Regions from separate parts of the Homo sapiens genome. Here region 2 is linked to region 1. The links are chromatin loops, found by intact Hi-C in ENCODE. Cell type or tissue: OCI-LY7. All regions are shown on one strand. Links, peaks and the distances in the headings refer to the core of each region. The heading gives the core; the rest is flanking DNA. Region 1 has its middle 140 kb from the start of RYBP. Region 2 overlaps RYBP (RING1 and YY1 binding protein).

Region 1 (2,812 bases), core at 305-2,804:
AGACCTCGCCTCTAAAAAAAAAAAAAAAAGAATTCAAACTTCTTGGGGGGAGTTGTGAAGATTATCTGAGGTTCAACTGACTCCTAACTTGAGACCCAGTTAGTTATTACATAATAGTCACAAATTCAGTTGGCAGCACTCAAAAATTTATTTCCTAAGGGTAGATTTTTTACAAAGTGGGGTTCCAGTCCCAGTAATCTTTCATTCCTTGACAATACCAATTAATTATGATTGCTTGTTGTGGCTTCTCAGCCTCAGCACTGACATTTTGGGCTGGATACTTCTCTGTTGTGGGGGGCTGCCCTGTGCATGGTAGGATGTCTAGCAGCACCCCCAAACCCCACCCACTAGAAGCCAATAGCAGCTGCTTCTTAGCTGTGACAGCAGAAATGTCTTCCAGACATTGCTAAATGTTCCCCTAAGGGGTAAAGTCATTCTCTCCTCTAAGAACCACTGTGATAATAGCATAAAATACAAATATATATTCGTATAAACATGTATTAAGATATTGTGTTGAATGTGTACTGTAAGCCCTATATTATGCATATCCCATTGGGGAAGCTTATCAATGTGGACTGAGCCAGCTGAGGTCTCTTAAAATAAAGTCCGTATAAATTGGAGGGAAGACACCACTTCCTGAAGTAGGCAAGCCCGAGTGTCTTCCTGCCCCTAGGGACTTTCAAACTGCATTAAAAATGAGAATCATCTGTCTCAAAAATGTTTCCTTGTCAAGTTAATTGAATGGAGGAGGAGGTGGGGCAATGCCCAATCACCTCTTCCGCCTCCGTTTTAGCAAAAGCCAAAGGGCTTCTGGGAGCAACATCAGGATTTGTGTAGTGTTGGCGTCTTAAAGTCATGCTTTACTTTTTAACGATTCTTTTTAAGTTATAAAAATAATGCCGACAGCCAAGCCATGGCGGGTGGGAGGGAGGGATGGGGGTGTCCACAGGTAAAGACCAGGAAGATAGCAAAATTCAATTGAAGGCTGTCCTAGACGTTGCATGGAAGCCGCGGTTGCCTCTCACTAGCTGGTGTCCTTGGGCTAGTTACCTAATCTCTGACAGGGCTGACTTCACAAGCCTGTGTCCCAGGCAGTCACTCAGGGCCTGTGATCAGAAGGACACCTCACTTGGTTTAACAGTCTGCTGTGGTTTCAGTCTTGAAGTTCTTAATTTTTAAACCAAAGACCCCACATTTTTATTTTACACTGAATGTCCTAAATCATGCAGCCAATCCTGCTCTCTGAACTCAGTTTTTACATCTGTAAAGTGGGGGTCATGACACCCTCCCATTGCAAGACGACTGTGAGGGTTACACACTAGTCCAGGGGCTGACAGCTCTCAGCACTGCAGTTCCCTGCCCGGCCATCCCAGTGGCTGAAACAACAGTGTTTGCAGTCATTCTCAGGCCCCATCTCAGAAGGAAGTCTTTAACGACGGGCCTGAGACCATGACTCTGAGCTTCCGGAACCTTTGAAATTCTCTCTGTTTATTATTTTTGTGACTACCATCTGTTTCCTGTAGCAATGAACTCTTTAAATGAAAAGGTCTGTGGACTGAGGGGTGGAGCAGGAGGACAGCGGGGAGACTCCACCCTCCAGGGCAGCCTGGCTGGGGAGGAGAGTCCCCAGGGGAGAGTTGGCAGAGCAGAGCAAACAAGCAGCGTCCCCAGAGTGCCTGCAAGGCAGGAAGGAAGATCGCCTTCTCACGTTGCACCCTGTTCAGCTTTCCGAAGAGGGAGACAAAGGTGGAGTTGGAGCCAGTCCTCAGATTCGCGTGACTCCATGGCCCATCTTTTGCCTCCCTCTGCACGCCATGAGCTTCTGTAGTTAAAGGGCTCCTGGGGGCTGCGGCTCACCATCGCCCCACCTCCGCAGGTGGACTCTGGCAGGTTCAAGGAGGTAGAAGTGCTGAGGGACCCTGTCCTCTTGTCCTTTCTATCACTGCTACCCCAGCAGGTGTCCAGGCCCCCACCCCATCTCCACAGTTTGCAGATGGCCTGCGATGCTGAAACAGGAACATCCATGAGGGAGAAGTCGAAGGTGCCAGACAAGCACTCGGGACATGGCTGGAGGTTCCCCTCTGAGCTAGGAGGTCCCACCAGCTGTCCACAGAAAGGACCACCTTTGCAACTCCCATGTGTTGATGCTGTATGGTAACGCAGTAATAAGCTGGAGGGTGTGGAGGTGCTGACTGAGAGCCCTTGGGCATTGTTGGTGGGTGACCCAAGTCCCCTCTCCAGGAGGGGCTGGGCAGTACCTGGAAACTGAGTTTCCTCCAGCCCACATGGCCGCAGGACCTCTCTCCTTTATTGTGTCCCCTCCATCTCTCTTCCTTCCCCACCCAGAAGAAACCTTGCCATCTCCAGGCCCAGAAATTCATCTTGTTCCCAGCTCTCCTCCCCACTTCCGTCACTGATGCCCATCAGTCCTTCTCCTCCCCGCAGGCCTAAGATTTTGCAACTCCAAGGCCAAGAGCTGACATTCTCTTCTCTCCGAGTTGCTGCCTCTCCCGAGGCAATGAGAACAAAATGCACACAGCAGCCAGAATGGAGGAGGGGACGAGGGTAGAGAGAAACACCAGGAATAAAAACCTCATGCCTTCATACTTTCAGAGTCACCCGCCACCCCACTACATGCTCTTGAGGATTTATGGCAAGACCCATGATGATTTTTTTTGCTGATTTGTTTCACAAAAAAAAATTGACCTATGACTGTGGGAATGTGTCACCAAAGGAAAATAATCTCTTAGGTGACAAGATGCTGGAGGAAGGAGAGGTCCCCTTGCCTTGTGCCTCAAGACACCAAACTATC
Region 2 (2,812 bases), core at 89-2,588, 130 kb after region 1:
ATGACTGATAAACAATACTATTGATGAGAGGCAAGAGCTGACTCCTTTTACGTCCTCTAAAAAAGCTGCACACACCGGGTTTCATTCCTTTTGCATAATGATGCCTGGAGGAAACAGCTGTTCAAGTATGTGGGTAATAAACACAGGGTGAAGACAGGTCCTCTCTCTAGAACGTGTAAGGAAGGGTCTGCATGCAGAGTTGAATGTCAAAGATATTCTCAGGATAAGACAGACTGGTAAAATAAGCAAGAACTGCACACAACAACATGGATGAATCCTGCACACCTAACCATGAGTGAAACAAGCCAGATTCAGAAGTATATGCATGTACCATGGTGCATACACTGTGGCTACTAAGCAAAGTGGTACATACAGTATGTATGCTTCTGAGTCTGGCTTGTTTCACTCACTGTGGAGTATACTGTATATAGGCAGTGGTACATACAGTATTTACTGTGTACTGTATACATAGTATACTCCACTCACATAAATTTCAAAAACAAGCACAACTGATCTCTAGTATTAAAAGACAGGAATGGGGTGGGAGAAGTGGCCCACAGGGGACAGTGCACAAGGGGCTTCCGGTAATGTTCTAGTAATGTTCTCTTTAAGAATCTAGGTGCAAGCCAGCACAGTGGCTCATGCCTATAATACCAACTCTCTGGGAGGCTGAGGCGGGAGGATCGCTTGAGCCCAGAAATAAGACACTAGCCTAGGCAACATAGGGAGACCGTGTCTCACAAAAAGAAAAAAAAAAAGCCCTTAAAAATGTGCCAGGCATGATGGCACATGTCTATGGTCCCAACTACTCAGGAGGCTGAGGTGAGAGTATCACCTGGGCCTCAAAGTAGGGGCTACAGTGAGCTGTGATTACACCACCACACTCTAGCCTGGGCAACAGAGCCAGATACCTGTCTCAAAAAAAAAAAAAAAATCAATCTGGGTGCTAGTGGCAAAGATATGCTCATTCTGCAAAACTTTATCAAATCCTTATACTTACGATTTGTGCACTTCTATGTATGCGACCGTTGAAAAAGTTTGTATCTATAGGTAAAAAGGGAAGTGGGAGTACTAGTTATGAAAAGTAACACAGAAGATGCCACAAAGAGAAAAAGCATGGGTGATGAGGCAAAAGAGAAAAGAAGTGCCAGAAAGACTGCAGAATGTGTTAGCTCAAGTCATTTAGGACACGAGAGACCTACTATTTACTCAAAGTCCTAATGAACCAAATTAGTTCTGATAACTATTTTGGTAAACTACAGCTACTTGAGAAAGTTTTTCTTAATCCTGGAATTTTCTTCAGCACCTACTGAAATACACAACAAATATATGCCACATGAATAAATAATATGTAAGTGAATCCATTCATAATCTCCCACCCTAATGACTAACAATACTAGTAAATTAGCTGGCCTAGGTTTAGTCTACAACATGGAACTAAGTTTATAAGTTTAGCAGCCTATGCACAAGGGCTCCAAATCTAAAAGCTGTCTGTCCCCCAACCAAATGAGCTAAATGGCACAGGTAAACCTACATAAGAATTATCCCCGGCTCCAAAAGGAAGTAGCATTACTTTTTCCTAAAAAATTAAATGCATTATCTCAACATTGTCTATAAAGCAGTCACTCCACCCAGTTCTCATCACTCTGTAGTTCCTTACCCTTCTCTAAATTCTTCGTAGCACTTGTCGCCAGCTGAAATTGTTATTTTTCTGTTAGTTTATTTTCTCTTCCTTTCCATAGTATTTTAAGCTCCGTAAGAACAGGGACCTGGTCTGTCTTTATACCACTGTACACCAAGAGCGCAAATGGCTGTGTGCTCAATAAAAACTTGTCAAATGACCACAACTACCCAGGTAATTTACTTTAAGGTCACCAAGTACACATAAGATCAAGTCACCACCAATAAATCAGTAAGTCCAATGAAACAGTAAACACAAAATAAATTATTACTCTGTTCCTGGGTAAAATGATCTTAAATTGTACCAGCTTTCAGCTTGGAAGGTTTGATAAAAGTTTGATTTGGAAGACAGGTAATTTTTATATATTTTTATGGAGAATTTTTATGAAAGACAAACACTACAACAAAAACAATGTCATGAAAGGAGCAAAACCACTGCTGTGGATTACCAGGAAACATGAGTAAGAGGCTTGGGCTTTGCCCAGTGTAGGTACCTTATCTTATTTCTGGGAGTTTTTCTACCTAAAAAGCATCACACGATGATGCCTTTTTGAAGCTTCCAGCAAAGATCATAGCTATGTTGTGTTTTTCCATAAAACTTCTACTAAAGTACTTCATGACAATTCAAGAGATTTTTGGTTGTCAGGGTATCTAAATTTAAGGGGGGAATGGATAGTTCAAAGCTACAACTGCAAAAAACTGGTAAATTCTCAAACAAGAGAAACGTATTACACACAAAACAGCTGCTTCTTCAACACTTCCAATTCAATATCCTGAATACCAAATTTTTTCAAAGATAATTATTTCTACACAATTTTATTCTACACCTAAAGTAATTTCCTCACTCATACTTGTGTATAAAAGCTCCAAAAACAGTCAGCTTTTCAGAGGGGCAGTATTCAAATAAACATGGATGAAATAAAACATGATCTCAACACAGCGATACATTTCTGGAGCTGAAGACCAGAAAGTTCTAAACCTATGGTAATTAGCCAAAGTAAAAATTTTCCAATTTTGCAAATGAATGTGATTAAGCAGTAGCTGAAAGTAAAAATGCAGGACTACTATCAAGGGAACACTAATCAACAACTATATTCAGCAATGTCTTGGTAATTTTTATTTTACAATTAAG

What was found. Hi-C counts contacts between places; a loop is a spot of excess contacts. Peaks named below come from ENCODE experiments on the same cell type or tissue, not always from the same donor. Only the 100,000 strongest peaks of a DNase experiment are listed, where the experiment ranks them.
Region 2: it touches region 1 in a loop (2.2-fold over the local background); 8 of 110 quality-filtered maps call a loop at or near these places.

The regions. Positions count from the first base shown.
Region 1 is chr3:72,309,163-72,311,974 of GRCh38, forward strand. No RefSeq gene overlaps it. Among named protein-coding and RNA genes, the nearest start is that of RYBP, 140 kb to the right of the region's middle. RefSeq lists enhancers at 1,184-1,493, 1,674-1,853. In OCI-LY7, for the core only: no CTCF peak of the experiment used is centred there; DNase peaks (open chromatin) are centred at 659 and 1,539; H3K4me3 peaks cover 1,107 bases; H3K27ac peaks cover 1,497 bases.
Region 2 is chr3:72,439,620-72,442,431 of GRCh38, forward strand. All of the region lies in intron 1 of RYBP (RING1 and YY1 binding protein), which reads right to left. Among named protein-coding and RNA genes, the nearest start is that of RYBP, 5.6 kb to the right of the region's middle. RefSeq lists an enhancer at 739-838. In OCI-LY7, for the core only: no CTCF peak of the experiment used is centred there; DNase peaks (open chromatin) are centred at 112 and 1,082; H3K4me3 peaks cover 1,826 bases; H3K27ac peaks cover 1,151 bases.